Linked DNA regions of Homo sapiens: all the other regions are linked to region 3. A link is an interaction called in ENCODE POLR2A ChIA-PET data of the cell type or tissue named here. Cell type or tissue: GM12878. All regions are shown on one strand. Each heading gives the region's core, and the rest is flanking DNA. Links, peaks and the distances in the headings are about the cores only.

Region 1 (10,628 bases), core at 1,463-9,462, 490 kb after region 3:
CATCCAAGATAACTCTGGTAAATAGAAGCACTGGAAGCAAGAGAGAAGCAAAGTGGGTGCTGGGGTGGGAGAAGAGGAGGAAAAGAAAGGCAGAAAGCAGGCAGACAGCCTGCACTGACAGCAACCATTCATCTATTCATCAGACATTGATTGCATGCCAGCTGAGAGCCACGCACTGGAAATAGAAGAGATCTGTGCTTTGGGTTCACTGGGTTTCCTGTATCTTGTTCACAGTTTTCATCAAATTTAAAGTTTTCAACCATTATTTCTTCACTTTTTTTTGTTCCCTCCTCTCTTTCTTCATTTTTGGGGGCCCCATTTATACATAATTAGGCCATTTGGAGTTGTCTCATAGTCCATGGATGGATGATGCCCTGTTCCTTTTTTTAGCCTTGTTTCTCTCTCTCTTTCGTTTTGGTGAGTTTCTCCTGGTGTATTGTCGTGTTCATTATCTTTTCTTCTACAGTATCTAATCTGCTGTTAATCCCATCTGGTAATTTTTTTTTTTTTTTTGAAATGGAGTCTCACTGTCACCCAGGCTGGAGTGCAGTGGCACAATCTCAGCTCACAGCAACCTCCGCCTCCCGGGTTCAAGCGATTCTCCTGCCTCAGCCTCCCAAGTAGCTGGGACTACAGGCGTGTGCCATCGTGCCTAGCTAATGTTTGTATTTTTAGTAGAGATCGGGTTTCACCATGTTAGCCAGGCTGGTCTGGAACCCCTGATCTCAAGAGATCTGCCCACCTCAGCCTCCCAAAGAGCTGGGCTTACAGGCCTGAGTCACCGTACCGGCTCCATCTGGTACAATTTTTATCTCAGACATTGTACTTTTCATCTCTAGAAAATCTACTTCGGTTTTTTTTTTTAATCTTCCACGTATCTTCTTAACATGCTTATATTTTCCTCTACCTTAGTGTACATATGGAATATAGTTGTAATAACTACATTACCAATTCTATTATATGTATCACTTCTGGGTTTGAAATGATTGATTACTTTTCTTCTTCATTATGGATCATATTTTCCTACTACGTAGTCCCCCCTTATCTACATAGGGATACATTCTAAGACCCCAGGTGGATGCCTAAACCAAGGATAGTACCAAACCCTATTACATTATGTTTTTCCTATACCTACATACCCTTGATAAAGTTTAATTTATACATTAGGCACAGTAAGAGATTAACAATAATAACTAATAAGAAAAATAGAATAATTATAACAATATACGATAATAAAACTTATGTGAATGTCATCTCTCTAGCTCCCTCTCTCTCAAAATATCTTATTGTACTACACCACAGATAACTGAAACCACAGGAAGTGAAAACATGGATAAAGGGGAGCTACAGTACTTTGTACCCTGGTAATTATAGATTTCATGCCAGACATTGTGGATTTTGCCTTGCTGGGTGCTGGATATTCTTGTATTTTGAAAAAATACTCTTGAGCTTTGTCCTGGAACAGAGTCAAGTTACTTGGAGCCAGTTGGATCCTTTTGAGGCTTGCTTTTAAGCTTTCTTGGGCAGGACCAGGACTAGCCTGTGGTCGAGGGCTGATTTCCCTACCCTTCTGAATGGTCTCCCCAGTGCCCTGTGAATTAGGAGGCTTCTGCTCTGGCTGGTGGAAATGCCAGCTAATCCCAACCCTGCAGGAACTCCAAGGATTGTTCTGCCTGCTCCTTTTGGGTGGAACTTTCCCACCTTCAGATAGTTTACACACAGGCACTGATCAGTTCTCAGCTGAAGACTAGGGGAGGAGAGGGTGGCACAGCAGGGAAGAACCATCTGCAGATCTCTAGCTGCTCATTCTCTCTGTGCAGCAATTTCCTCTCCCGTCTTCCATGGGAACCTGAGCCACCTTGGCCTCCCTGGACTCTCAGCTCTGATTCCTCAATTCAGACTGATGCTGGGTTCCACCTGGGTCCCCCTCTTGCTCTGTGGCCTGGAAACTCTCTCCACGCTGTAAGCCAGGCAGTTACAGGGCTCATCCCATTTGTTTCCTCTCTCTCAGAAATCACTGCCCCACACTACCGGTTGTTTAGTGTCTCATAAGAGTTGTTTCCATTTTTCCCTGGCTTGTCAGTTGTTTAAGCCAGGAGGGGTAAAATTGTCCCATTATATCTTCTTGGCCAGAAACAGAAATGTGGAAGAAATTTTTGACAATACTTCAAGCCCTCAAAACATGCTCTGTGTGCTGGGGAAAGACAGTCAAACAAACAGACAATTACATGACCCTGACAAGTGCCCTGAAGCTGGCCAGAGAGGAAGGGGCCTCAGCCACACAGGCTTCTCGCAGTTTATTAAGCACATAATGCTTGGTGCAGGCCAGTCCCTACGCTAGAATGGTCTTCCCACGGCTGGTGTGGCTCTCTACACCCTTCAGGTCTCAGCTTAAGCAATAACTCCTCAAGAAGCCTTTCCTCATGCGGGGTTAGGTCAGCACCCCCATCCCATCGAAGGGGAATAGGAAGTCATCTGGGGATTTAAGCTGAGGCATGAGATATGATCTATGTTCTCTCCTTTAACTGTCTTCTGCCTCAGCCCCTTCTGCCTCCCATGGCAGGTAGGAAGGAAGAGACCCTGTTTGGAAGCCCATCATAGAGCCAAACCCTTCTCTATCATATACCCTTCTCCATCACATCCCCTTCTCCATCACATCCCCTTTTCCATCACACCCCCTTCTCCATCACACCCCCTTCCCCATCACACCCACTTCTCCATTGCATGCCCTTCTCCAACACACCCCCTTCTCCATCACACGCCCTTCCCCATCACACCCCCTTCTCCACCACATCCCCTCCTCCATCGCATCCCCTTCTCCACCGCATCCCCTTCTCCATCGGAGTCAGCCTTCAGTCCTCCAAAGTCCAAGAAGATGACAAAAATGCAGCATCAGGGAGCTCATTAATCCATCTGCATCTTGGGGGCCTTGTCTGTAAAGAATAATCCTACCAACTAACAAACACTTCTATTGTACCTATAAATTCCAGGGGCTCATACTCTTCCAAGACCTTTACCTATTAAATCATTTAATACTCCCAAGAAACTTAGAAGGAGCTGGAAGCACAACGACGTTTGGGAGTTCACCCAAGGTCACACAGCACGTAGGTGGCAGAGCTGAGATGTAAAATACCCATTTACTTAAGATCTACCTCCTGGGGCCAGTGTGGGGATTGAATGGGTAGTACATAGGAGAGTGCCTTATGGGCTAAGCGCAGTGGCTCACGCCTGTAATCCCAGCACTTTGGGAGGCAAAGGCAGGCAGATCACTTGAGCTCAGGAGTTCAAGACCAGCCTGGGCAACATGGCGAAACACTGTCTCTACAAAAAATACAAAAATTAGCCGGGCACAGTGGCTTGCGCCTGTAGTCCCAGCTACTCAGGAAGCTGAGGTGGGAGAATGGCTTGAACCCATGAAGTCAAAGCTGCAGTGAGCCGTGATCGCACCACTGCATTCCAGCCTGGGCAACAGAGCAAGACCTTGTCTCAAAAAAGTAAATATATAAATAATAATAAATTTGGTCAGGTGCAGTGGCTCATGCCTGTAATCCCAACACTTTGGGAGGCCGAGGCAGGTGGATCACCTGAGGTCAGGAGTTCAAGACCAGCCTGGTCAACGTGGTAAAACCTCGTCTCTACTAAAAATACAAAATTAGCCTGGCGTGGTGGTGCATGCTTGTAATCCCAGCTACTTGGGAGGCTGAGGCAGAAGAATCACTTGAACCTGGGAGGAGGCAGAGGTTGCAGTGAGCTGAGATCACACCATTGCACTCCAGCCTGGGCAACAAGAGAGAAACTCCATCTCAAAAATAATAATAATAATAATAATAAATTTAAAAACTGAAAAAAGAAAGTGCCTTATGCTGCATGTACAGGCATGTGGTTAGTGTGTTCATTTTTTTAAAAAGCCAAAATTGGTTATAGGGATAACTTAGGCAACAGGTCTGTCTAGAGAAAGTTCCGTTTGACAAACATTATGTACAAGTAATTTTAGAGGATTCCTTCTTCTTCTTTTTCCTTAGCTCCTTCTGCAAATGTGTGTGTTCTGGGTCTGCTTGTGTAACTGACACGAAACCCAGATATTCTTAGACCTTTCCTTTCCCTCACAGACTGTGGGTGGTCTTCTCATCGCAAATGTAGTTGTCCTTCTCAAAATGGCAAAAACCTAGATTCAGCAGCTCCTAGCCTAAAAACATTCAATGAACTTAAAAGTAAATCTAATCTAATTAAAAGAGAATACATCCAAATGTTAAATCATTGGAATTATCAGTGATTTTTAGTCTCTTATTTTATACCCTTCTATATTTTCCATATTTTCTACAATAAGCTACAAAAAATTTTTAGAAATAAAAATGTAATTACCATTATAGTTTGAATAAAATTACCACTAAATTTCGTATACGAAATTTAATGATTTTATGTGAACACACTAAATACTAAATAACACATTTTATATTCCTGCACTGAGGGAGCTGCTCTAATCTGCAAAGGGTGCTTAAAAAATAAGCGACGAGCTGGGCGCGGTGGCTCACGCCTGTAATCCTAGCACTTTGGGAGGCCAAGGCAGGCGGATCACCTGAGGTCAGGAGTTCAAGACCAGCCTGGCCAAGATGGCAAAACCCCATCTCTACTAAAAATACAAAAATTAGCAGGGTGTGGTGGCAGGCACCTGTAATCCCAGCTACTCAGGAGGTTGAGGCAAGAGAATTGCTTGAACCCAGGGGGGCAGAGGTGGCAGTGACCCAAGATTGTACCACTGCACTCCAGCCTGAGCAACAGAGAGAGACTCTGTCTCAGAAAAATAAAATAAAAAATAAGCGACAGTTTGTATGAAAATATCTAGAACAGACAAATTTATGTAGACAAGGAGTAGATTAGAGGTTGCTAGGGGCTGGAGGGGGATGGGAATGGAAAGTTATTGTTTAATGCGTACAAAGTTTCTGTTAGGTGTGAGGAAAAAATTTTGGAAATAAATGGTGATGATCGCACAACACTATGAATGCAATTAATGCCACTAATTGTACATTTAGAATGGCTAAATGGTAAATTTTGTCATATGTATATAATTAGCACAATAAAAAATAATAAGTGATGGCTCAGCTAAGGGAGAAAATGTGGTCCAGAACGCGGGTCCTCCACTGGTCTTTGTCTCCTGCTGCCAGTGATCCCTAGCATTAAGCAACTGCTGCCCAGGGAGTTAAGAAACTTGTTCATCATGCCCCACTGACAGGGACAGGGGATCTTACCCCAGGCAGTCTGAAGCCAGATGTCACACCCTGAACCTTTTTACTGCACAATGACAAAACTGCCTGCTGTTGATGTCACATCTGGAATGATGTCACACAGGAATGATCTGCAGGTAACGCTGTAAGGGAGTTGCTGTTAACTGTTTAGAGGAGAAACCGGAGCCTTGGAGGAGTTGTCGACTGCTGCTCGGTTATGCAGCCAGTGGGTGGCAAAGCCCCCTGTTCACGCCCAGGCCTGGCACCTGCAAAGGCCAGACAGCGGTGTCAACACTGCTGGCAGATTTAAAATCACCGTCGCAATACTGAAGCTGGGTCAGGGAGCTGAGGTAGGCCAGGCTGGAAAGGCTTGGAGAGGTTTCCAGGGAGGGCAGGATGAGTTTTTTAAATCGACCGTTTGGTGGCTGCTTTGGGCTTCCGCTGCCAAGCCAGTTTGGGTCCTTGGAGGATCTCTCATCCTCCTCCATAAACATTCACCAGCCCCGGCCCGCGGCGTCGGGGCAGCGGCGCGGAACCCGGAGTGCCGGCTGGGTTCGCGGACACTGGCTCCCCGGCGCGGAGGCGCGGCTCTGCACGACGGGACTCCCGGGGGAGGGAGCGCAAGGGGGCCGCGAGGACGCGCGAGGGCGGGGCGGGGCCATCTGTACCGCCGCTTGGGGGTGGGTGCGTTTGCTAAGAAGGGCGCCAAGCAAACGGAAACCGCGCACCTCTACTGGATCAATCAAAACAGCGCCTCCGGACAAACGGGAATGGGGGCGGCGCAGAGGCCCTTCGGGAGGTTTCAGGCACCATCTGTGAGGGGCGCACCCAGGGAAGCTCTGGGTTTGTCCACTCTGAGGCCTGTCCAGTTGTCCAACCACCCTGTCCTCAGCGTCGTTTGGCGGGGACAGATGCATAGCCCCCCGGCCCAGTACAGCTGGAAGCGACTTCGGAAAGAAAACCTTGCAATCCCCCTATCTTACAGATAAGGAAATAGCGCCCCTAGAGGAGAAGCAGCTGCCCCAAGGTCACAGAACTGCTGGGGGCAGAGCCGAATGCCTTCCCTCCATCACCCCGCTTACATATTGAGATGAAGCCTTTGTGGTTCTACCTGCCCACGTATCTGTCAGCTTCTGTGCAACTCATGTGTGCAGTCTAGTCCCCAGCGCAGTCCCTGGAACCTAGTAGGTGCTCAATAAATGCTTGTGAAACGCAAACGAACGGAAATGGGACTAGAAAACCCAGGTCCTTAATCTGGGTTTAGATTAAGACCAGACAGAATTTAGAAATCCAAGAGTACTGACCATTGTTTAGAGTCAGAGTAGCTGGAGGCTGGATGAATACACCCAACCCAGGGACGCCCGACCGCTGCCCACGCAGCTCCACTCCTGTCTACAGTGAAAAAAAGAGCCACTCCCTCCCTCCCTTCGTCATCTCCCCACTCCTTCCCAAGGCTGAGGATGAAGATATCCTCTGAGGGCTTCGCCTTAAAACCTTAGAGCTGGAAGGAAATTTCCATCGCCTCTAGTTACAGTCTATGTAATGTTTTCTTAAATGATTTTCATTAAGTTCATTCAATATTTATTGTGCATCCACCATGAACAAGGCCCTATATTGCTCAAACAAGACATGTGATCCTTGTTAAAATCAAAAGCAAATTTACAAGTCAGGAGTCTTCTACAGCCAGAAGTATTTAGTGGCCAAACATAAGTATTCAATACAGACTATAAATACTGCAGCTGTTATTTCAAAAAGCAAAAGCCCATTTTAAAAGAGGTTAAAAGAGGTCATTCTTGGAGAAGTTTTTTTCTTCTTGATTGGAAAAAAAATTTCCAGGCATAGGGAACTGATCACTGGACTGGGGATGTGTCCCCAACTCTTTTCCTAGCCAATACAGATAAGATCTGCTCTGGGACAACCAAAGAAAGCTAAAGAAGACATGATATCTGGCAAAACAAGCCTAAACAAACCTCTGGAAAGTCAAGAAAGAATTGGGGGGAATGCAAGATTTATTAGAGCCTGCAGGAAACCAAAGTTCAATTAAGTAATTGAAAATATAGAGGCCGGGCATGGTGGCTCATGTGAGTAATCCCAGCACCTTGGAAGGCTGAGACAGGTGGATCACTTGAGTCCAGGAGTTCTAGACCAGCCTGGGCAACATGGTGAAACCCCATCTCTACAAAAAATGCAAACATTAGCTGGGTATAGTGGCACACAACTGTGGTCCCAGCTACTCGGGAAGCTGAGGTGGGAGAATTACCTGAGCCCAGGAGGTCAAGGCTGCAGTGGGCTGAGATCTCGCCACTGCACTCCAGCCTGGGTAACAAAGACCCTGGATTAAAAAAAGAAGAAAAAAAAATATGAAGTACTATAAAATATGAAAATAGGGAAAGGTTAGAGAATGAGCTGCCTGGTTGTATTAGGTGTTTGCTTTTCTTTAAGACTTGCTCTAAGTTGATATCATATCTCAGAGTCAGAGTCTCAGTTTAACAGATATGTGTGTACCTGGAGCCCAGCACGCTGTTTTACATGCAATGGAAGCCGTTCACGTTTGATGCAATTCAAGGCTTGGTGAGTCAAACTCAGTTACTTCACGAGCTAAACGTTTACCTACCCTGTGACTCTGCACTTTTTCTCCTGAATATATGTATACACACACATATATATTTGTACGTATATATATTTGTACATGTGTATATAAACATAGATGTATAGATATAGATATATATACACACACAACAGAAATGAGCGGTTAGGTCCACCAAAAGACATGTAGAAGAATATTTATGACAGCCTCATTCAGAATAGCTCAGACTGGAAGCAGCTCAAATGTTCATCAACAGGGGAATGGATAAACAAATTGTGGCGTAGCTATACAATGGAATAATGAGCAAGAACAAGCCACTCAACAACATTAATGAATTACACAGGCATTATGCTGAGTGAAAGAAGCCAGACACAAGAATATATATTGTTTAATCCAATGTATATGAAATAGAACACAAGCAAATCTAATTTATAGTGACAGAAGTCAAAATAATGGTTGCCTTTGAGACAGCAGTAACTGAAAGCCGGCACAAGGGGACATTTTGGGCCTCTGGAAATGGTATTTTGATCTAGGTGGTGGTAATGTGTGCGTGTGTGTATAAATATTTATACACATATATACACGTTTAAGCATAAGTATGTAAACATACATCAAGTTATACACTTAAAATCAGTGCACTTTATGAAGGTTATGCCTCAATAGAAAACAGGAAGAAATCGTTTCGGCCAGGATGACAAGTGCATAGTGGGCAAGCTACCATTCTCCCCTCCCCGGCCCGCGGCAGATGTCGCTAATTAATCACCACACTCCTTTCCTTTGAGCTCGGCTTCAGAACCATCTCAATCCAGTGCTCCAGCCAGCTGTGCTTTGAGGCAAAACTCTCAGCTTTCCCTCATGTATACACAAGTATGTTGATTAAGATAATTAATTAATCATCTTACCATCTTAATTATTAATTATCATCTTCAATTTGTTAAGCCACACTCTGAGGAAGCCTGACTCTCACTATGGACTGGTGGCAGCTTCCCCAAAGTCTGGGTTCAGTTCCCAGGAGGAAGTGGCTTCTGAAGAGCACATTTGGATGCGGGAGAGTGACAGCGGGAGGGGCACCCCACAGGAAGGAAGCCCCTTGACAGAGGGCTGGCAGATTAACGCAGCACACAGGTAAGCATGGGACCCAGGAAAGGCTCAAGTTTGGGCACATTTTCTACCAAGTGGAACTAACTGGTTTTTCTTGACTGAGGAGAGGGAAGAGGAGAGAAGTTGAGGCTGGACTGCAGGGACTGGCACCTCTTGATTTGCCCGAGGTTCTCTGGCACCTGAAGCACAGCCTGCCCCTCAACAGTCACCAAGGCACTGTGTCTTATCGGGGAGGATAACGCTTCCTGTGGGGTTCATCCTGCACAGCGTACAAAATCTTCCGCTTCACTATCACGCCATCATGAGATCTGGATAGGGTGGGAATTAGCCTCTCCACCCCAAACCCCTGCCTCATTTTAAAATAAGAAAACTGGCCGAGCGCAGTGGCTCACACCTGTAATCCCAGCACTTTGGGAGGCCGAGGCGGGTTGTTCACTTGAGGTCAGGAGTTCGAGACTAGCCTAGCCAACATGGTGAAACCCACCTCTACTAAAAATACAAAAATTAGCTGGGCATGTTGGCACATCTGTAATCCCAGCTACTCAGGAGGCTGAGACATGAGAATCATTTGAACCTGGGAGGCGGAGGTTGCAGTGAGCCAGGATCGCGCCACTGCACTCCAGCCTGGGCAACAGAGCCAGACTCTGTTTCAAAAAAATAAAATATGCTGGGCGAGGTGGCTCACGCCTGTAATCCCAGCAACTTGGGAGGCTGAGGCAGGCAAATCATTTGAGGTCAGAAGTTCGAGACCAGCCTGGGCAACGTGGCGAAGCTCCATCTCTACTAAAAATACAAAAATTAGCCAGCCATAGTGGTGCGTGCCAGTAATCCCCAGCTACTCGGGAGGCTGAGGCAGGAGACTCGCTTGAACCCGGGAGATGGAGGTTGCAGTGAGCCGAGATCATGCCATTGCACTCCAGCCTGGGCGACAAGAGCAAAACTCTGTCTCAAAAAAAAGTAAAATAAAGTAAGAAAACCAAGGTTCAAAGAGGTCGTGTGACTCATAAACACCCTGCTAACGAAGTAAGGGATTCCAGACTCAAACGCAGGTCTGTGTCATACAAAGCCCGTGCTCCTTCTGTGCCTTATCCTTTCATTTTAGTTTTTATTTTTCATCAAAGTTATCCATGGACATAAATGGACAACTTGTTCTGCAAGATTTTTTATGAAAATGGCAGTTCCTCGTCCCCATTTCCCTCTCCTGAAAGTAACAACTTTCACCACTTTATTTTTTATTATTTATTTTACTTTTTTTGAGACGGGGTCTTGCTGTGTCACCCAGGCTGGAGTGCAGTGGCACAAGCACAGCTCACTGTAGCCTTGACTTCCTGGGCACAAGTGATCCTCTCACCTCAGCTTCCTGAGTAGCTGTGACTACCGGTGCATGTCACCACGCCTGGCTAATTTTTGTATGTTGAGGGAGATTTGGGGTTTTGCCATGTTGCCCAGGCTCGTCTCAAACTCCTAGGCTCAAGTGATCTGCCTGCTTCGAGGCTGCAGTGAGCTATGATCATGCCACTGCATGCCAGCCTGGGCAACAGAGGAAGCCCTTGTCTCAAAAAATAAATACAATAAGATACAAAAAAGCGGTATTGCACTGGTTATAGTTTAGCTTCTCTCTACTGGCTGACTGCTAAGAAAGATGTTGCAGCTAATTAATGAAAAAGGAATGATCAAATTAGAGTGATACCATTTTGTACCCACCAATTAATGAATGA
Region 2 (10,628 bases), core at 970-8,969, 200 kb after region 3:
AGGTATTTATAGCAGCCTGCCATTAGTTTTTATATAAACAGTCTTTTCCCTTTTCAGGAGATCATTATTCCCAATCATATTTTTCTTAATGGAACTACTTTGAGTAACCCTTACCCCCCAGAGTGAATGGCTGTTCTACTTCCCAAATCAGAGAATATCTATAAATGTCTTTTATCAATATTCATAAGCAACACATTGTCTTCATTTTTCCTCTAGAATTTTGTAAACACTGCTTCGTAGGCTTTTTTTTTTTTTTCTTTTTTCTGTTTTAAGAGATGGGGTCGGCCGGGCGCAGTGGCTCACACCTGTAATCCCAGCACTTTGGGAGGCCAAGGCGGGCGGATCACGAGTTCAGGAGATCGAGACCATCGTGGCTAACACAGTGAAACCCCGCCTCCACTAAAAATACAAAAAATTAGTCAGGCGTGGTGGCGGGCGCCTATAGTCGCAGCTACTCGGGAGGCTGAGGCAGCAGAATGGCATGAACCCGGGAGGCGGAGCTTGCAGTGAGCCAAGATCACGCCACTGCACTCCAGCCTGGGCGACAGAGACTCCGTCTCAAAAAAAAAATAATAAAATAAAAAGAGATGGGGTCTCCTCATGTTGCCCAGGTCAAACCCCTGGACTCAAGCAGTCCTTCCACTTAAGCTTCCCAAGTAACTGGGACTGCAGGTGTGTGTCACCACATACCATTCCCAGCTCTCCATACATGTTTAGCATTTACATTTACCAGTGAAATGACTGGTAGTCTAAATCTCTTTCCTCTTATTTTAAGTAAAATTAAGTGAAATATTTTCCATATTTGGAGCTTGTAAATTTTTATTGTTGAAATTCAGATATTTTACCAGGAGAGTCTACATGTGTAGCTTCCCCTCCAACCCCCTAGTGCTGCCCCAGTATTTCATGGAGCCCATTAGATAAGAAGACTCAAGTCAGTAATCAACATTAGGAAGTTTTTGTTTCCTTCTAAATTTTTAAAACGTTCATTCTTTGCCTTTTCTTGCTCTAAAAATCCTATTTTACAGATACTGCACGTCTGGCCACCTCATCTCTAATCTTTTTCTCATTATGTATGTGTCTTTGACACTTCACTATACAATATTAGGCCATTTCTTCCTTCCTTCCTTCCATCCGTTCCTCCATCTGTCCATCGGTCCACCTTCTTTCAATGGTCTCGCTCTGTTGCCCTGGCTGGAGTGCGGTGGCGCAATCTCGGCTCACTGCACCTTACACCTCCTGGGTTCAAGTGATCTTACCACGTCAGCCTCCCGGGTAGTTGGGACTACAGGTGTGTGCCACCACCCTGGGCTAATTTTTTGTACTTTTTTATAGAGACGGAGTTTTACCATGTTGTCCATACTGATAGTAGGACATTTCTTAAGTTAATTTTCTAAATCACTACTTTGTTGTGTATTTCTCTACTTAATTCTATTTGGTAATTTTAGTAGTTTTTCTCCTCCCCCCAAGCATTTGTTCTCTGCTATTTTATTCAGAGCTCTTTGCTCTTAAAAAAAAAAAATACTATTTCTCCCTGGCCTCAATAAAAATACTATTTATAATTTGTCTTCAAGTGCTGCTGTTTTGTCTTCATTAATTCTGTTTCATTTTGGGCCATTAGTCGTGATTAAAGTGTTACTTCTCTTTGGTATATCTGGCTAGGTTTTGTCATCAGTTCTTGTGCTGGGTAATTCTGAGAGTGGTAAGTGAGCCAACAAATAGGGTTCATCATAGTGCATCATCTGGGAGAATGTGCTCAGGAGGAGAGGAAGAATTATTAATGAATGTAGTTCTCTAATAATGAAAGGAATCACCAGGGATAGTAAGGGGAAGAGAAGCCTGAATGGTCATTGCTCATTATCTATAGAAGTTCATTTGATCTTTGATTTAATAACATGCTGAGATAGTTGGAATGTCAATTAAAAAGAATTGATTACCTTAATTACCTGGGATAGAATATAAAAGATTGTATAATCTAGTGTTCTAAAATTATTACCACAATTACTATTGCACCAACCCAATACTTTCACTTTGTGACTGACTTCGTATGAAGGCTCAGTGTGGTGGTGGCATCAAGTCACACATCCTGACTTTTAAGCAAACAACTCCAGATAATATCATTCCCCTCTTTGTTTATTAGGACACTAATTGATTATTATTGCCAGCAAGCACCTTTGAACTGATACTTTGTAAAATATAATACAGTCATGTGTTGCTTAACAATGGGGTTGCATTATGAGAAGTGCATCCTTAGGCAGTTTCATCATTTTTCAAACATCGTAAAGTATACTTACACAAACCTAGATAATATAGCCTACTACATACCTAGGCTATTTGGTATAGCCTGTTGCTGCTAGCCTGCAAATCTGTACAGCACATTACTGTACTGAATACTGTAGGAAATACCACCATTGTCACACAATATCATTGTCACACAGTGGTAAGTATTTGTGTATCTAAACATAGAAAAGGTACAGTAAAAATTGTCACACGTGGATAGGGCACTTACCATAAATGGAGAGTGCAGGACTGGAAGTTGCTCTGAGTGAGTCAGTGAGTAAGTGGTAAGGGAACAAGAAGGCCTAGAATGTTGCTGTACGCTACTGTAGACTTATAAATACTGTACACTTAGGCTACACTAAATTTACTTAGGAATAAAGTAATTGCAGTCCAACATTACAATGGCTGTAATCACCAAGCAGTAGGAATTTTTCAGCTCCGTTATAATTTTATGGGACTACCGTGGTATATGCAGTCCATCCTTGACTAAAACATCGTTGTGTGGCATGTGATTGTACTTTATTGAAGACTGAGCACCAAGCTCAGTACAAGCTTGCATACAAGATCCAGGGGCCTTGATGTAAAAATTGCTCATTTTCTGATATATTCCTGCATTTCCTTCAGCACCTCTCTGAAACTACTAGTCTCTGTACTGGTTATCTCAGAGGAGAGGTTCCCAAGACCCAGGAACCGTTTTTTCATTCTGTTAATTTTTTTCCAAAAGAACAGGCTATATTGCTGACCTTAGTTAGCTTTGTATTTGATATATTCCTATTCTGTTACTTTTTATAACCTGTTTTCCCCCTTTTCGTTGGAAATGGATTGTGATTTAGATTGAAGGGGGAAATTTGTGGGAGATTTTAGTCTTCTATCTTCTGTTTTCGAGAGCTGTGTGATTAAATCGGAAGCTAATCAGGCATGTGAAGCCTTTCTGTGAGAGAAACATTGTTCCTATAAGAGAAACATTGCTTTCTAGCCTTCCTGGAGCATTAATTCTCCTTGAGGAGATAAGACATAAATGAATAAAAGAAAAATGAGAACATAGTGTTTAGATAGCCTGTGACAAATTTTATTTTACAAAATACTTGAAAAGACAGTGTTTTGTAAATGGCAGAAAGCAGAGAAGACATTAGGCAACTGACTTTTATTTAAAATCAAGCAACAGTCTTGAGAATTCTGAGGATGAGAGAACTGGAAACTGAAGATTCATGAGGGCAGGTAACATGGCAGCTCAACACTGCCTGTTGAACAGTCCCTGGCAGATGATAGACTCTCAGTTAGTGTATGTCGAATAAATTAATATGTATTTGTTGAACAATGTGAAGAGTTATCTTGAAGGAGAGAGATACTATATTTTAGCAAAGGTGAGATGCAGAGGCTTCAGAAAATGTTAGGAGGTAGGAATGATCACTGAACACAACAGAAGACCATCCTGACCAGAGCTGTAGGAATGAGCAGGAAAGGTCTGGTAAGTAAGCCAGCTAACAGTAGGTAGGGTCAAATTATAAGCAGTTTTGATTGCCGAATTTGGAATTTGGGGTTTGTTCTTTAACCAGTGTGAACTTTGAAGAGGTGGTGGCATCATTGAAGCAGTGTTTTAGGAATAGCCTGAAGACATGGTGCAGGTTGCAGTGAAGAAGAAACTAGAGCTCAACCTTGAGACTAGTTGTGATGTTGGATAGGAATTCTTTCAAAAGTAGTCAACTTCGATAAAATAAATAATTTTTCTTTATATGTGATATGTAAAGGTAGTTTTTAAGCCTTAGTGATTGAACATAACGGCATGGCTGTCTTTTTCAGTATTTAGTTTTCCATGGCATTTTGTTATTGATCTTTCTGGCTTTTCTGTGATATCATGGTATACATTTTGAATATATTTGTTCTTCGCTTATTTGCCTTTCATTAATGTCAAGCATAGCACGTCAGACATTCCCTGTTGCTATGCAACTGCTAAATTCAATATTTAGTATTAATAAAACTGAGTGGCATTAACATCCAGTGAACAGAGGGTAGCAAAATACGACTTTACAGTATCTAATCAATAATATTTGTTAGGTTTAATGTATTGTTGCAGATATGAGCAAAAGAGGAGTGACTTGTTTACAGTTGCTATTTTGAGCAAAATTAGTTGTGATTAAATCTTTGTGTTTATAACCAGATTTTTTTTGTTTGCTTTTGTTCTTTGTCATTGCTTTTTCATCTGTGACTCAAATTTTTGTTAGTATTATTGATCTTCTGCCCAATTTTCTTATGTCAGATTCTGTTCTTCTTTAAAATTTTTATCTCCCAAAGCTTTCATTTGCATTTTTCTTTCCTGGCATTATTTCTTGCTATATTTACTTTTTTCCTTTTCAAGAATTTACGCTCAGCCCGAAAATTTGGAATTTGTTACAATTTTATATAAACCCAGGTGAAAGAATATTAGATTTGCTCTTCAGGATAAGACCTACTTAATAATTTCCTTTAGCTATTTGCGTTGTGTATTTGATGCTTGCAAGGTGTTGAAATACTTTATTATTTGTGAAATCAGATTTTCTTTTGGGAGGGCAGGTAGGGGGGCTTTAAGAATTGGAGATAGGCTGTGGGATTTATTTATTTTTTTAAGTCAGATCGTTCTGAAAATATCTGATCTCCAGGGCCAAAATAGGCAGTATCTAGCATTTTCTTCTCTTCTCTTATCACTACCTCCCCACCCCCACAGCCCTACCCCAACCCTTTTTCCTCCCTAGTGTGGAAGAGAGGGGACCATAGCAATTTAGTGGAATATATTTTAATTTTAGTAGGTAAATAATAGACATAGATACCTCCCATTTGTTTGAGTGGGTAGTTTGATTTTGTTAATGTCCTTGGAATAATCTTGATGGGAATTAAAGAGAGTTGAAAAACAATTGCTCCCTAACAATAAATAAAAAATCTGGAATCTAGGATATATCATATAGTATAGAAAAACCAGCTCTCTAATTACAGTGTAAATAACACAAACTAGAGATTACTGAAAATTATGGCTTAATACCAAGGCAAAGAAATCCCTTACATTACCATCTTCTTCTTCTTATAGCCAGATAAACAAAATGCCATTTTCAGAGGCCATCATTTCTACCCCCTTACCTTCTAAATCCTTTTCTGTGGTTGTATTTGTGGTCAAAAATTGATACATGTGAGGGGGCCTTATGTGTCCGGCAGGATATAGTATTTTAAATTAAGGGGTACCTTATCTTTTAAGCATGGGAGTGCTTTTTAACAATTAAATCGCAAACCCCTAGGTGACAGATTATGTGGCAAAATACACAGTGCCCCTAGCTACTAGGAATTCAGTAACACTTTTTATATTTACTTTATTGCAGTAATCCTATGCCTTTGAAAAGTAGTATGTATACTGAATGCACAAGACGTTAATTTCGAGGCCGCACTGAGAGTGCATATGGATTCATAGACTCCTTGTTTGTAATAACCATTTGAGTTCCCGGTGAGGTCCATGGCAAACATTTTGGGAACCACTGCTTTAATCTGTTATTTCTGGTATGTTGTATAAAGATACAGTCTGATTCCTGCTCTTGTTTTCCTCCTTACTCTCTTGACCCATAAGAAATTGCAAGATGGCAAAGATATTTTTAAATTATTCAGTAGATCCATCAGTATTTGAGATAATAAGCCAGAAAAAAAGTTTTTGATTTTTTCATTTTCTACTTTTTTCACACTGGTAGAAGGACATAATAATTTAAACATTTGTGTACAAGTATATTTGATTTTTTTCTCTTTTTTTTGTATGTACAATCAGTGGGGTTTACGTTTATAAAGGAACCAGTACATAGTTATTGTGGCAATGTTAAATACTTACAAAAGTCTTTTAAAAGTCTTGTACCTTCTTTACAAAAGTCTTGCACCTTGTGTTTGTGTGATGTAGTTTTTCTCAGTAAATATTTCATAAACTTAACTCAAAATCTGTTGTCTCAACTGGTATTTTGAAAAATGCTATTTAGATTATTTTAGAAAGTTGTGGAAATTTTGAAGCAGTTTTTGACTCATTCATTGAGAAAAGTACCTTTTAAAATGGAGCCTGAGAGTTTGTACAAAGAGGTGTTTGGGATTTTGTAAAATGGTGAGAAAACCTGTGAATTTCCATTCCTTCATTGGTCTTGTTCTTGAATGTGCTCAGAATTTGTGTTGAATGTTAATCATTGACAGAAATGCAAATGCTCCTTTTAGATTTGTCATTGACACTCTTTTTCTAAGCATCCCTTCAGTAGTAATCCAGGATCCTTGAGAACTGGAAGAAAACACCATCTTTTTTTTTTTATGCAAAGATTATTCAATACTAGAATGAATATTATTGTGGTAATGGATTTTGTTTTTATCCTTTCAGGGTTTGAAAGTATTCTTGAAGGGCTGTTTGGACCTGCATTATTAAAAGATCTCAGTTTATTTAAAGGTATTCAAAATATTTTTGGTATTTCAAATTCTTCCTGGTGCCATACATGATACGTTGGTGTTTTAAGCCTCAGTCTCCTTTTTATTCACGGTTTCATGTGGGTTAAAGCTATATTCATGTAAGCATCTTTTTGTGTTTAGTTGATATTGTTAATATATGTATGAATAATGTATTAACTAGTGAGCAGTTAAGACTTAAGAATTTAAGAGTTAAAATTTTTAAGACAAATATGGCCTAACTACTTAGTTTTTTGTTAAACAATATTTTTGAAATTAATTCTAATTTATTTTCCTAAAAATTCTCTTTTATGACTATTAATTTGTTACTATTTTTGCAGACTGTGAACCTGAAAGCATTTCTGATTGGACTTTTGATGAAAACTGTTTATTCTGTTGCTTGAGAAGAGATAAAGTAAAGGTAACTAAGAAGCCTGTGAAACTTTTATTTAGTGTAGTATTTTAAAGTTTTCATCTTTTAAAACATTGTGTTACTTTGTTGGAGGATTTGTAGGAAAAGGAAGGTATGGTTTCATACTTAGTTATGAAAGAGTTTGATAGTAATCCTGGGTTTTGCAATTTAAGTTATTTCCATCCTGTTGATTAGCCTATTAAGAAACCTATATCCTACCATGCATTTATTGTTGTTATTTTGTTTTTTTGCTTTTTTGTTTTTTTTTTATTTTGAGACGGAGTCTCTCTGTGATGCCCAGGCTGGAGTGAAATGGCACGATCTCTGCTCACTGCAGCCGCCGCCTCCTGGGTTCAAGCGATTCTCCTGCCTCAGTCCCGAGCAGCTGGGATTACAGGCACCTGCCACCACACCAGCTAATTTTTGTATTTGTAGTAGAGATAGGGTTTTATCATATTGGGCAGGCTGGTCTTGAACTCCTAACCTCAAGTGATCTCCTGCCTCAGCCTCCCAAAGAGCTGGAATTACAGGCATGAGCCACCGCGCCCAGCCCATGCATTGTTTTATTTATATAGTTCACTAGGCAGAATAATTAATTGTCTCAAACTGTTGTGTTTATTTAAAAAATGAAATGTGTGGTAATTCAAGTAATGGGAGTTATTTTTAGTACAAAAAGAACAGTAATGTAGATCTGGATCAAGCAGTTACTAATTCATGTAGATGATGATATACTATGGTTTCTACTTTAAGACACTTCTTCATAATATCTGGGCATGAATGCTATTATTTTTAATTGTATAAACTGGGTGAACCTTTGTGTATTTGTTGTTTTATTGCTTTGTTTTAAACATAAACAGAATTTTGTTAGAAAACATTTCACTTGTTGGAAACATTTATTAATAGTGGTTTACTACTTTTTTTTTTCATGGTACATCCATTCCCTGTTTTAAAGCCTTGAAAATGCTTTCTTCTGCCGTATACACTCTTTTTTTTTTGAGATGGAGTCTCACTCTGTCATCCAGGCTGGAGTGCAGTGGCGCGATCTCTGCTCACTGCAGGCTCCCCCCTCCGGGTTTACGCCATTCTCCTGCCTCAGCCTCACGAGTAGCTGGGACTACAGGCGCCCGCCACCTCGCCCGGCTAATTTTTTGTATTTTTAGTAGAGACGGGGTTTCACTGTGTTAGCCAGGATGGTCTCGATCTCCTGACCTTGTGATCCGCCCGCCTCGGCCTCCCAAAGTGCTAGGATTACAGGCGTGAGCCACCGCGCCCGGCCTTCTTCTGTCCTATACACTCTTAACTTAAATCATTGACCAGATTTTATCAGTTTTTCCCTCACAACGAATTTCATTTTTTTTCATTTCCACAATCATTACTATAGTTCTCTCTTAGTCTTCTTCAGTCTCTTAAATATTCCTACAAGGTTAAACTCCTCCCAACCCTCACCCCTCAAATGGTGTAGAAATGTTACCTTATACTTAGCCTTTGATGACTTTCTCATTGTCTTCTGGATTCATTAGCCTAACAGTGCCTCAGTACCCTCCACATTTTAACCACTTTTCTTTCTAATGATATCCCACTTGTCTTCTATACAGTTTTCTTTCAACTAAGCTATTTCTCTATAGCTAGAAATTCCTTTGTTTTTACTCTTAAGCCCCATCGTTCCTCTGCTTCTATTGCTGTTTCAGCCTTTCACACTGTTGTCAATATTATCTGTGCCAATTACTTGTCAGTTAATATTCTGCCTTATTTTGTTCATCCTTTTTCATATTTGAATCTTTTGTTCCTTACTACATTGTCAACTGCTAAAAACTAGACAGACCATGCTGTATGCTTCCTTGTACCCCTGCATATAACCATTGTATCACTATTTATCTGTGTTGGCAAGTTGCTTTAAAATTTGAAAGCCAACGTGTAGCCAACATAAGTGCTTTTTCATGTTCTTCTTGTATGGCTTCTTTTTCTTGTTTTCTACATGAAAAAGTTGTTGCTCTATTTGGAATGGTCTGTTTTTGTTGAATTGAGGAAGAACGTGTTTTAAAATTTAATCTGGCTCCAAAAAGAGAGACTAGAAAAGAAAGCAACATTGTTTTGAGTTAAACTTCCAGTGAAATTGAAGTTCATAATTTTAAACTCTGTGTGTGTGTGTGTGTCTCTGGTGGCTCTTTATTGAGCAAGCCATTTAATAGGAATTTTTGAAAAATAAAAAGAAGAAACAGTTACTAATTTTTTTTTCAGGTTAGGATGAGGAAGAGAGCCATTCTATGCTTGGTAGTTGTATATAGTATATTCTTGTAATATGATTGAGAGTTTTCCTTTGCTGTATGAGGGTAAAATATTGTATGAATTTTTTTTAAGAGACAGGGTATCACTGTGTTGCCCAGGCTGGACTTAAGTGATCCTGCTTCTTCAACCTTCCAAGTAGCTAGGACTACAGGTACATGCCACCATACCCAGCTTGTGTGAATATTTTTAGAAGAAAATACAGATAGAGAAAGTCATGAAATGGTGAAGCACTTAAAACAACTGTTTTACTGTTTGTAGTTCTACAGTTTTTAGTTGGTTTTCTAAATAGAAATAATTTTTCCATTTGACAGCTCAGCTGGTTCTGGGAAAGCTATTTTTCTCCGTTAGATACTATATCCTGTCTTTGGCATTTATTATTTTCGGAGACAGTCATACATCTGTAATGGAAAATAGTAAAAGAGAAAGCCTATATCATGTGAATTGTCAGATTTACAGTATTTCTTTAGTTGTGTTAGACTTAAAGTGTTTATATTGGAACTCTTTGCAGTCACTTGGAGCATCTTGTCCGAGAAGGACTAGAGTCTGGAAATTAAGTATTTTTTTTGTTTTGTTTTTTGGAAATGTATTATATCCGTTGGACTGAGGCTTGCATTTTAAGGCTGGCTTAAGATTCTAAAATAGAAAGAACTATCTGGAGAATATGGTAATAGCCAATAGGTGGCAGCATAGAGCATGGTACTGGATCTTGAGTTTGAGATTGGCATGGTGAGATAATCTAGGTAGTATTTGGAAAAGCACTTAGAAATATTGACCTGATATTTGGGAAGCAGCAGCTATGCATACTTTTAGCTAGTTGGATTTTCAGTAAATACTAACTCTGTAGAATGGATAAAGCAAATACATTATTTATATTTACCTTTAAAAACACGTAGGTGAAAAATACGAAGTAGCCTCTTTGGGAAGTAGAACAGGGATTCACCTAGAGATTAGTAAAAATTTTTGAACTGCACTTCAGGATCGCGCAGAAGTTAGAGAATGTAATTGTAAGGGAAAGGCAACTAACATGTTCTGAGCATCTACTATGTGCCAGTTATTTTTACATGTTCCCTTTTTTTTTTTTTTTTTTTTTTGAGACAGGGTCTTGCTCTGTTGCCCAGGCTGGGGTGCAGTGGTGTCATCTTGGCTCACTGCAGCCTCTACCTCCTGGGTTCAAGCGATTCTCATGCCTTAGCCTCCTGAGTAGCTGGAACTACAGGCGTGCACCAAC
Region 3 (10,628 bases), core at 1,817-9,816:
ACATCTAGAAACCTGAAAGATTAAAAACTGCCAGAGTGAACGCACCGAATCTATGAGCAGGGGCAAAGGAAGAGAACGCAGGAGCTCTACCCTGAAGTCTGATGGCCTAAGCACCAAATACTGGCCTAATTTTATATCTAACTGATGGGTGTCCAGGAGCTGCCCTGATGTGATGGTGCCTCCATTTCCGGAGAAGTGGAGATTAGAGAAAATACTTCCCATGCGACAGAGGTACATGACCATTGACCTGACAACAGAAAGGTGGCTTAGACCCCTTGTTTGTACTCAGTGGTACCTGGACCAGCAGCATCAGCATCACCTGTGAGCTTGTTAGAAATGCAGAATCTGGCTGGGTGCGGTGGCTCACGCCTGTAATCCCAACACTTTGTGAGGCTGAGGCAGGCAGATCACTTGAGGTCAGGAGTTCAAGACCAGCCTGGCCAACATGGTGAAACCCCATCACTACTAAAAATACAAAAATCAGCCAGGCATGGTGGTGCATGCCTGTAATTCCATCTACTTGGGAGGCTGAGGCAGGAGAATTGCTCGAACCCAGGGAGGCAGAGGTAGCAGTGAGCCGAGATTGCGCCACTGTATTCCAGCCTGGGTGACAGAGCGAGACTCTATCTCAAAAAGAAAAAAAAAAGAAAAAAGAAAAAAAAAGAAATGCAGGATCTTGGCCCCACCCAAGGAGTCAGTATATGCATATTTACAAGATCCCCAGGTCCTTCTGTGCACATTAAAATTTGAGAAGCATTGTTTAGCTAGCATAGCAGCAAAAGAAAGTATAATTGACTACCTGTAATCTAAGTTTCAAGAATAAAATAACCTCCTCTACTCTATTACCCACTCCACTCTCTTTGATCTTTAAGCTTTACTTTAAACTTTACATGGTCTAAAATTTAGCCTAAATTTTAAATGGGCTTAGTGAATATCTCATTAAATAGTCCTTTTTATCAAAAGGTATCTCAAAGTTAAGAAAAATAGACATATAGCCATGTAAATATTCTGGGACTTTTACCATTTTAAAGGGTTACATAAATTATAAAGTGAGGTATTTTTCATGCTATTTACTGCTGGGGTCTGAGTAGGAACATGACCAGTATTTCTTCAGTTGGGAGTCAAAAACCTCAGGTATACCAGGTGAAGGAGGAAAATTGAATTCAGAAGAGAAATGTGTTCCTGGTGAAAAGGGGAACTTCTTGTAAGGGAATGTTATGATCAAAAGGCTGTAAAGGTCACATGGCCCAACCCTGGCCCCAAAGCTAAATCCCTTTACAGCACGTCTGCAGTATCTACTCTCTTACTCCTGGAGATGTGGCACTTACCACCTTCAAAGGCAACCCATTCCACCTTCACACAGCTCTAATAATTAGGAAGTTTTTCCTAAAATTTGTCTCCCTGTAGTTTCAATAGCCCTACAATCAATAACTCCACAATTATTGTCTCTACTATTAATTCATCCCCATTATCAATTTTCCATTGCATTTCTTTTTTTTTTTTTTTTTTGAGACAGGGTGTCACTCTGTTGATCCCCAGGCTGGAATGCAGTGGCTCAGTCACAGCTCACTGCAGCCTCAACCTCCAAGGCTCAGGTGATCCTCCCACCTCAGCCTCCCAAGTAGCTAGGACAACAGGTACACACCACCATGCCCAGCTAATTTTTGTATTTTTTGTAGAGACAGGGTTTTGCCATGTTGTCCAGACAGGTCTCAAACTTCAAAGCAGAAATCCTTCTGCTCCAGCCTCCCAAAGTGCTGGGATTACAGGCATAAGCCACTATGCCCAGCCAGTTGTTTTTTTTTTTTTTTTTTTTTTTTTTTGAGATGGAGTCTTGATCTGTCACTCAGGCTGGAGTGCAGTGGTGCCATCTCGGCTCACTGCAAGCTCCGCCTCCCAGGTTCACGCCATTCTCCTGCCTCAGCCTCCCGAGTAGCTGGGACTACAGGCGCCCGCCACCTCGCCCGACTAATTTTTTGTATTTTTAGTAGAGACAGGGTTTCACCGTGTTAGCCAGGATGGTCTCAAACTCCTGACCTCGTGATCCGCCCGCCTCGGCCTCCCAAAGGGCTGGGATTACAGGCGTGAGCCACCGCTCCCGGCCATGCCCAGCCAATTTCTTATTGGGATTCTTTTTTTTAACAGAGAAAGTCAAAGAAACAAGTTTCATGTACTTATTTCTCATGGGACTGGGCAGCTGGTGTAGTAACGTATATGAAAATATTAGCTTTTGCTTTTATTTTGAGGTACCTTAGGAAAACCTCATGTATGCAAGAGGAGTATTTTTTAAAAAGATGGGTTATCACAAGTTATAGGGAATGTACCTAAGGACACAATTATCCCAGAAATGTAGTGTAGGGAGAGTACTGTCTTTAGATACTGTTCTAGCCCTAAGCTTCCTGGGAGTCAAAGCAGGTATGAAATGTGGCAAGAAGGTCATACTTCAAAAATATTTAAGATTTTCTGGCCTAGGTGAATCACAGATTTTTAGCCTTGGGAAGTGTCTTAGATCAAGTCTAAATCTGCCACTTACAGAAAAGGAAACTGGAACTCAAAGAGGCAAAATGACTTGCTCAGTACTAGGCATCTGGTTAGCAGCAGAGCCGGGTAATGCAGTGTCCCTAACCCTGGTCAATGCTCTTTTTTCTACACTGCCAGACTCTGAGTATCAGGTTTGTTAAGAAAGCTTGTCCAGCAAAAAAAATCAGGAATATGGCCTCAGAGTCAAGGCCAACCAAGGGCCATGGCTATGGAATACCCAAAAAGCAAACCCAAGTCATCCTAGCACCGACAGAGATCTTGAATCCCCAAATTCACAAACCTAATACCAGATAAGAAAGTTATATTGAGGCTATAAGGCTTCCTTCCTCCTCTTCTCTTTCTTACAATTCCATTTGTCCCTATATCCATTGATTCTGAACTGCAAAGATATCCCACTAAGCAGCTTATTTTAATCTCCCATTAAAGTAATCTCTTTCTGATGAGAAGTTCCTGCTCTTAGAACAGGAGCACCCTGTAAATGAGTTCATTCTTTCCGAGACACTTGAAGCTAAAGGCTCATAGCATACTGAACTACAGTCTTTGGTAAAAAGTGAAATAGTAGAAGAGATCAATTTATCCAGGTATTGAATCACTGGACACATCCAAACAATATTAAAATAATCCTTTTTTCTATCTACTTCAAAAAATAACACTACTGTTTTTTGTTTGTTTGTTTGTTTTGAGACGGAGTCTTGCTCTGTCGCCCAGGCTGGAGTGCAGTGGCACAATTTCGGCTCACTGCAACCTCCGCCTCCCGGGCTCAAGTGATTCTTCTGCCTCAGCCTCCCGAGTAGCTGGGATTACAGGCACGCACCATCACGACTAGCTAATTTTTGTATTTTTTTAGTAGAGATGGAGTTTCACCATATTGGCCAGGCTGGTCTCTAACTCCTGACCTCATGATCCGCCCGCCTCGGCCTCCCAAAGTGCTGGGATTACAGGTGTGCACCACTGCGCCCAGCCACACTACTGTAATATTTTAAAGAACAATCTGTTACAGCGTACAGTATGAGATGCCCAGTCAGTGGCAATACATCCATGGTGGGTTCCAGGGGCTGGCCTGCGAGATCCTAATGGACCGATGCAATGACATAAGATCATCCACAGAAACAACCAGTTGTGTCTCAGTTTTTTGTAAGTTTGGGCAGATCACAATTCCTTCAAAGTAATGAAAGGCAATCATGCAAAAATGAATTATATGCTTTTTCTATCATTGTCTTTCTAACGTAAAGATAAGCAAACTCTAGAAAAAGTACTAATCCAGGTCCCGGCATTTCAGGTGAGACATGTTTTACATTCACACTAGTGATTTATGTTACAAAATGAGAAGGAATCTTACTTTGTTAAAAGACGTGGTCATGTTTATTGGTTTAGAGTAGCCAATTCCTGGGATAAAAGCACCTAGGAAGTTACATTACCTTTTTAAGGCCACTGAAAATTAGTAAATTCTTGATTTCATTTATCAGATGGCATAGGGGTGGGTGAGACAAATTAATGCCCAAGTCACACCAGGGATAACTGAGGCACAGTTAAATCAGGACCATAATTTTCCAGGCTTCTTTGCTGGCGTCAGGTATATAAGATCTCATGTGGCAAGAGAACAGAATATAAACACATAGCCCATTCATAGCCCACAGTGAGGCAAAAATAGAAAACAAAAAGAGGCTAGGCGTGGTGGCTCACGCCTGTAATCCCAGCACTTTGGGAGGCCGAGGCAGGTGGATCACCTGAGGTCAGGAGTTTGAGACCAGCCTGACCAACATGGTAAAATCCCGTCTCTACTAAAAATACAAAAATTAGCCAGGTGTGGTGGTGGGCACCTGCAATCCCAGCTACTCGGGAGGCTGAGGCAGGAGAATCACTTGAATCCAGGAGGTGGAGGTTGCAGTGAGCTGAGATCACACCACTGCACTCCAACCTGGACGTCAGAGCGAGGATCTGTCTCAAAAAAAAAAAAAAAAAAAAAAAAAAAGCAAAAAGAAAGCAAAAAGAGGAAGAAAAGCTGTGATATGTGTCCATCCCAGAGCATGTCTTCTGTTACTGTTAATCAGAGTGTGTGTCACACTTCCTGGGGCCACTGAAGTCACTAACCCCGGCAGAAAGGATCGGAATTTTCCTACTCTAAAAGGAGAAATGGCAAAATATAGAAGCTAGGCTGGTGGGAAATAGAGAAGAGGGCTATTTCTCTATAAACATGTTATCGAAAAAAACAATGCCTTGGCGGGGCACGGAGGCTCATGCCTGTAGGCCCAGCACTTTGGGAGGCTGAGGCGGGTGGATCATTTGATATCAGGAGTTCAAGATCAGCCTGACCAACATGATAAAACCCTGTTTCTACTATAAATAGAAAAAAATTAGCCAAGCATGGTGGCACACACCTGTAATCCCAGCTACTCGGGAGGCTAAGGCAGGAGAATCGTTTGAACCTGGAGGCAGAGGTTGCAGTCCACTGAGATCGCACCATTGCGATCCAGCCTGGGTGACAGAGGGAGACTCCGACTCAAAAAAAAAAAAAAAAAAACCCTTTTTTAACAAAAATGTGAAGTTCGCGTGATGATAAAATGGAAGTAACATGCAAGCAGGAGAGTGGGCAGTCTTGTTCCTCACACCAACAGCAAACTAAGTCTCTGCCTCCCAGCCCCAACTACTTTCTAGGCTGGAACTCTGTCCTGTGTCTTCCAAGGCACAGAAAATTCTAGAAAGAAGGCCTTTGCCCTAGTACAGAAGAAAAGGGACAGTGTCCTCTTCCTCTCCTGATAGTCCAGGAGAGCTGTCCTGCCCCTATCCCACCCCAGAAATAGGCTGCTCTAAACCCATAAATATGACCAGGTCTCTTAACATAGTGAGATCCCCGCTCATTTTGGAATATAAACTTACACCTAGGACCTGGATTAGCAACTTTTCTAGGGCTTGCTTATCTTTAGAAGAAATCCTTACCTTCGGAAATGGCTTTTTTCACAGCTGCCACGTAGGTCTCTGGCTCATCGTCACAGGTGAGCTCCTGCCAATGGGCCCAATCTGGAAAGAAGTCTAGGAACTCCTCGCTGTCCCGCACGCCGCAGAGCAGCCTGACCACGCGGTGCGGAGGATGGAAAGCTCTCTGCAGCAGGGGCAGCAAGGCGGGCTTGTGGAAGTGCTGCACCAGCTCCGCGGACAGCAGCACCACGACACAGCGGGTGCTGAGGAAAAGGCTTAGGTCCTCTGCCGAGAAGGAGGCCTCGGGGCCCAGCCTGTGAGTCAGTATCTTCTGGCTGCGGACCTGCCGACTGGACAGGAACAGGGTCTGCAGGTACTGGCACCATTCCTCGGCATCCGGGCTGTAGACGATGAGGATGTCGCATCCTCTGGGCACCCCTGGACAAGAATGAGGCACAGAAGCATGTTAGCACACCTCCCCTTCTAGGTGGCTCCCCACAGCCTGCAAAGGTAGAGCATCCAGACACTGGGTCTGGCACCCACAATCTTTCGTGGTGTGCCTCCAGCACACCAGCACACCTCACTCACGCATTTCTTTCCCCATTTACAGTCTGTGTTCCAATCATACCAGACTCCTTATCTTTGCCCAAACATACCACGCTGTTTTATTATTTATTTATTTATTTATTTATTTAGAGACTGAGTCTCGCTCTATCACCCAGGCTGGAGTCAGTGGCCCAATCTCAGCTCACTGCAACCTCTGCCTCCCGGGTTCAAGCGATTCTCCTGCCTCAGCCTCCCAAGTAACTGGGATTACAGATGCCTGCCATCACGCCAAGCTAATTTTTGTAGTTTTAGTAGAGATGGGGTTTCACTATGTTGGCCAGGCTAGTCTTGAACTTCTGACCTCAAGTGATCCACCCATCCCTGCCTCCCAAAGTGCTGGGATTACAGGCGTGAGCCACCAGGCCCAACCCCATACTGTTTTAGATCCTTGCACGAGCTATTGCTTCTGCCTGGCATGCACCTTCCCCCCACACCTGAAGCAGTATGAGATCATAACAATAATAACAATAATAATAAATAATAATAATCGCAACAGCAAACACTTATATAGAGGTTACTATGTTCCAGGCACTCTTCCAAGCACATTGCCTACTAAACTCATTACATCTTCACAGCAACTTTAGAAGGTAGGTACTATTATTAGCCCATTCTTTAAAAAAATGAGAAACCTGAGGTGTGACAGGTTAAGTAATTTGCACAAGATTCACAGTGGCCAAGTAAGGATTTGAGTTAAATTAGATATTTCATGTAAACTGCTAAGCACAGTGCTTGTCATATAGAAAACCCTCAGGAATTGGTAGCTGGTGTCATCATCCTCACATGAATATAAATAATGTATCATATTAAAGTGCATGGTAGTTGTGAATTAATGCTGTTACCTCCACAATACAATCTGCAAGGTGTCCCTCACCACACCTGGCCTATAACATAGGCTTTCTTCCTCTAACAAAGCACAAATGCCAAAAAGAGAGTCAAAAAGGGCTTTTAGGGATCACTTGGCCCAAACTCCTCATTTACAGATGAAAGAAACATTTCATCTAGGAAGGTTAAGGGACTTGCTCAACTTCATACTCTAGATTATTGGCAGAGCCAGAACTGACACTCAGGTTATTCCCTGGTTCCCAGTCCAGCCTCCTTCCCAACTCACCTGCACCACCCATCAGGAACTATGTCAAGAATCTTACGAGTAGTAAGTCATAGCTTCCAACTACCAAAGTTCAAAAAAGCTTGGCTCTTAATGTAACTGTTACCACTGTTTTGGGTCATCATCTCTCCATGAATTCAACAAACTGTTCTGTGTGTGGTTTGGAAGAGGTGAGTATAAAGTGTCCATACAACACAACAGGGAACTCAGAGAAGGAAGCTGGTCACATTTTATGAAGGTTGGGAACCACCTAAGTTGTAGACTAAAACAATTAAACGCTAGGCCTGGGCCGCATTTCATTGATGCTTCCTGTTGAAAAGGACAGAGGCAGGACTTAGGCAAGACCTAGAGGCTCTGAAAAGATCATAGGATGAATCCTCTTGCCTGCCCCCATCCAATCCACCACTATATTCAAACCAAAAAGCAACATGTACAATGCAAGCCCAACATAGTTCTGATTTCCCCCAGGATGAGATTACCAAATTTTTTTTTTTTTTTTTTTTTTTTTTTTTTAGACGGAGTCTCGCTCTGTCGCCCAGGCTGGAGCGCAGTGGCACGATCTCGGTTCACTGCAAGCTCCGCCTCCCGGGTTCACGCCATTCTCCTGTCTCAGCCTCCCAAGTAGCTGGGACTACAGGCGCCCGCCATCACGCCCGGCTAATTTTTTTTTTTTATTTTTAGTAGAGACGGGGTTTCACCGTGTTAGCCAGGATGGTCTCGATCTCCTGACCTCGTGATCCACCCACCTCAGCCTCCCAAAGTGCTGGAATTACAGGCGTGAGCCACCGCACCCGGCCATATTACCAAATTTTTAAAAATAGCAAATAAAACGAATGTTTGCAGTTTCATTCTGTTTTGAGTCCCCCTGGTTTTCTGGAGCCCTAATCCAGTGCTAATATAAAGCCCACAGTAGACTTCTTAGCAGGAGCAAGTTGATCCGCCTGAGAGTATTTTTGAAGGGAAGGTGTACAAATCTTTTAAAAAGGCAATCTTAGACAAACAGTATGGAACTGGCGAAAACCAGTCCGCAATTCTGACGATGCCCTGGACATTTGTGGTTCTACAGAGAACTCAATTCTGATCACGGTCTGTTCCCTCAATTGTGAACATAATGGTCCTTTTCAGGAATGCCTACCCTGATTCCAAAGCTTACACAGATTAAGGACAAAAAGTTAATGCACCAGTGCTGCAGCCTGCCATAAAAATAAATAAATAAATAAAAATCTTTGCTGCTTGGATTTTTTTTTTCTGTGTAGAATATTTCTTTATACCTCAATGGAAAAATCATTTCAAAACTATAGAAGGTATAACATTGGCAAAGCTACATAACTATGCAACTGACATTGAGAAGCAGAGTTAAATTATCAGAATATATTTACCTTCTTTCTGTCCTTCCTTCCTATGTGGCTGGTTTATCTTAAGAGGCAAACGTTCTTCTAAGTGTCAAGTGTTATTGCAGATGTGCGTGCATGGGCACGAGCCATCAGGTAGGACAGGTGCAAGACTTTACATTTCATTATAACATTAAGGATGCAATGTTAGTGATGCTGTGCAAGGAGCCTGGAGCATTTTGTAAAAATGCAAAAGTGAAAAAGGGTAGCCACCACCTTCCTCTGCATACATATGCGTATCATGTCAACAATTTGTGCAATAAGCAGAAGGAGAATAAAATCTCAGGAAGGGATGGTTGTGGTCCCATATACTAGTGATGAAGAAACCATAAGTAGTGTTTTCAATAGGGTTGGCAAGTGATGGCAAAAAAGTGAAGAAGAGGGAAGAAGAAAATTTCCTAAGCATAAGAAGAACCCTTAAGAGGGCAGCTTGGGGCCAGGCCCAGTGGCTCATTACTAATCCCATCACTTTGGGAGGCCAGGGCGGGCGGATTGCTTGAGCTCAGGAGTTTCAGACCAGCTTGGGCAACATGGTGAAACCCCGTCTCTACAAACAATGCAAAAATTAGGCCAGGCGCGGTGGGTCACACCTGTAATCCCAGCACTTTGGTAGGCCGAGGCAGGCAGATCACGAGGTCAGGAGATCAAAACCATCCTGGCTAACACGGTGAAACCCCGTCTCTATTAAAAATACAAAAAAAAAAAAATTAGCCGGGTGTTGTGGCAGGCACCTGTAGTCCCAGCTACTCAGGAGGCTGAGGCAGGAGAATGGCATGGACCTGGGAGGCGGAGCTTGCAGTGAGCCGAGATTGCGCCACTGCACTCCAGCCTGGGAGACAGACCGAGACTCCGTCTTAAAAAAAAAAAAAAAAAAAAAAAAGCAAAAATTAGCCAGGCGTGGTGGTGTGCTCCTATAGTCCCAGCTACTCAGGAGACTGAGGTAGGAGGATTGCTTGAGACTGAGAGGCAGCTTGGGTTTTGGGGCACTGATTGACTTAGTAGAAAAGCAACAGCTTTACACTGTTCTAAAGACCACATGGCCATGAGTGATTACTCCAATTTTATAAGAAGAATTTAGTGATCCAAAAGTAAGTGAACATTTTTAAAATTATAAACTCTAGGGCCACTGAGGGAATGGGTACTCATTTCCCCCTGGATCCTGCCTCACCAGCTAACAGCAGATCCTGCTCCTCTGTGAACAGCACATCATAATACTTGCTGTTCATTACAGACTCCAAGTCAAGGGCTGGCTGCGGTGGCTCAAGCCTGTAATCCCAGCACTTTGGGAGGCCGAGGCAGGCGGATCACCTAAGGTCAGGAGTTCGAGACCAGCCTGACCAATATGATGAAACCCTGTCTCTACTAAAAATACAAAAATTAGCCGGGCATGGTGGCATGCGTCTGTAATTCCAGCTATTCGGGAGGCTGAGACAGAAGAATCACTTGAACCCGGGAGGCGGAGGTTGCAGTGAGCTGAGATCGTGCCATTGCACTCCAGCCTGGGTAATAACAGCGAAACTCCGTCTCAAAAAAAAAAAAGACTCCAAGTCATCAAGGAAAGTTTAAATCGTGATTCAGCTCTGTTTCCTGAGCACTGATCATGTGTTAGTCACTCTGCTAAGCATCTCATGTACATTCTCTCATTTAATCCTCAGAACAATCCACAAAGTATATGTTATCAAAAAGCCCCATTTTACAGACACAGACATTAAAACTCGTTGAAGATTTACTGCTGCTGCTGCCCAAGTGCACATTGTTAGTCAGTGCCAGAGCAGGGATCTGACTCCAAAGTCCATGCTCTTAATCTCTAAGTTGCACCCAATTTAAAAAGTCAAGGAAATACAGAATATAGTTTAGAAAATACAGTTAATAAAATACATCTAGTGCCATGGGTTTCTCATACCATTCTCCAATAAAAGGATCCAGGATTCCTTAGTGAAATGATGGATTCTAGGAATGAGTCTAGGATTAAATACTTCCTGGGGCAGGAAATATTCAATATGAGCCTGGAGCATCTTGTAGTGCCAGAAAGTAATGCTCAAACAAAAATTCAATGACAGGCATATGTC

The links. ChIA-PET counts read pairs that join two places held together with the same protein. Peaks named below come from ENCODE experiments on the same cell type or tissue, not always from the same donor. Only the 100,000 strongest peaks of a DNase experiment are listed, where the experiment ranks them.
Region 1: POLR2A ChIA-PET joins it to region 3 with 6 read pairs; 4 of 35 experiments call an interaction of 5 or more read pairs at or near these places.
Region 2: POLR2A ChIA-PET joins it to region 3 with 9 read pairs; 1 of 35 experiments calls an interaction of 5 or more read pairs at or near these places.

Annotation. Positions count from the first base shown.
Region 1 is chr10:97,190,512-97,201,139 of GRCh38, forward strand. All of the region lies in intron 11 of ARHGAP19-SLIT1 (ARHGAP19-SLIT1 readthrough (NMD candidate)), which reads right to left. LOC112268065 (a long non-coding RNA gene) reads left to right here and starts at 5,389. Exons shown (of 3, transcript XR_002957098.2): 1 at 5,389-5,572; 2 at 8,749-8,934. RefSeq lists a silencer at 5,822-5,871 and an enhancer at 6,002-6,241. In GM12878, for the core only: a CTCF peak has its summit at 6,231; a DNase peak (open chromatin) is centred at 6,266; H3K4me3 peaks cover 1,135 bases; H3K27me3 peaks cover 212 bases.
Region 2 is chr10:96,900,625-96,911,252 of GRCh38, forward strand. It overlaps LCOR (ligand dependent nuclear receptor corepressor), which reads left to right. Exons shown (of 8, transcript NM_001346516.2): 3 at 6,641-6,706; 4 at 7,044-7,123. Among named protein-coding and RNA genes, the nearest start is that of LCOR, 74 kb to the left of the region's middle. In GM12878, for the core only: no CTCF peak of the experiment used is centred there; a DNase peak (open chromatin) is centred at 6,407; H3K4me3 peaks cover 283 bases; H3K27ac peaks cover 745 bases.
Region 3 is chr10:96,704,089-96,714,716 of GRCh38, forward strand. It overlaps PIK3AP1 (phosphoinositide-3-kinase adaptor protein 1), which reads right to left. Exons shown (of 17, transcript NM_152309.3): 2 at 5,479-5,895. Among named protein-coding and RNA genes, the nearest start is that of PIK3AP1, 11 kb to the right of the region's middle. In GM12878, for the core only: no CTCF peak of the experiment used is centred there; no DNase peak of the experiment used is centred there; H3K4me3 peaks cover 1,077 bases; H3K27ac peaks cover 3,189 bases.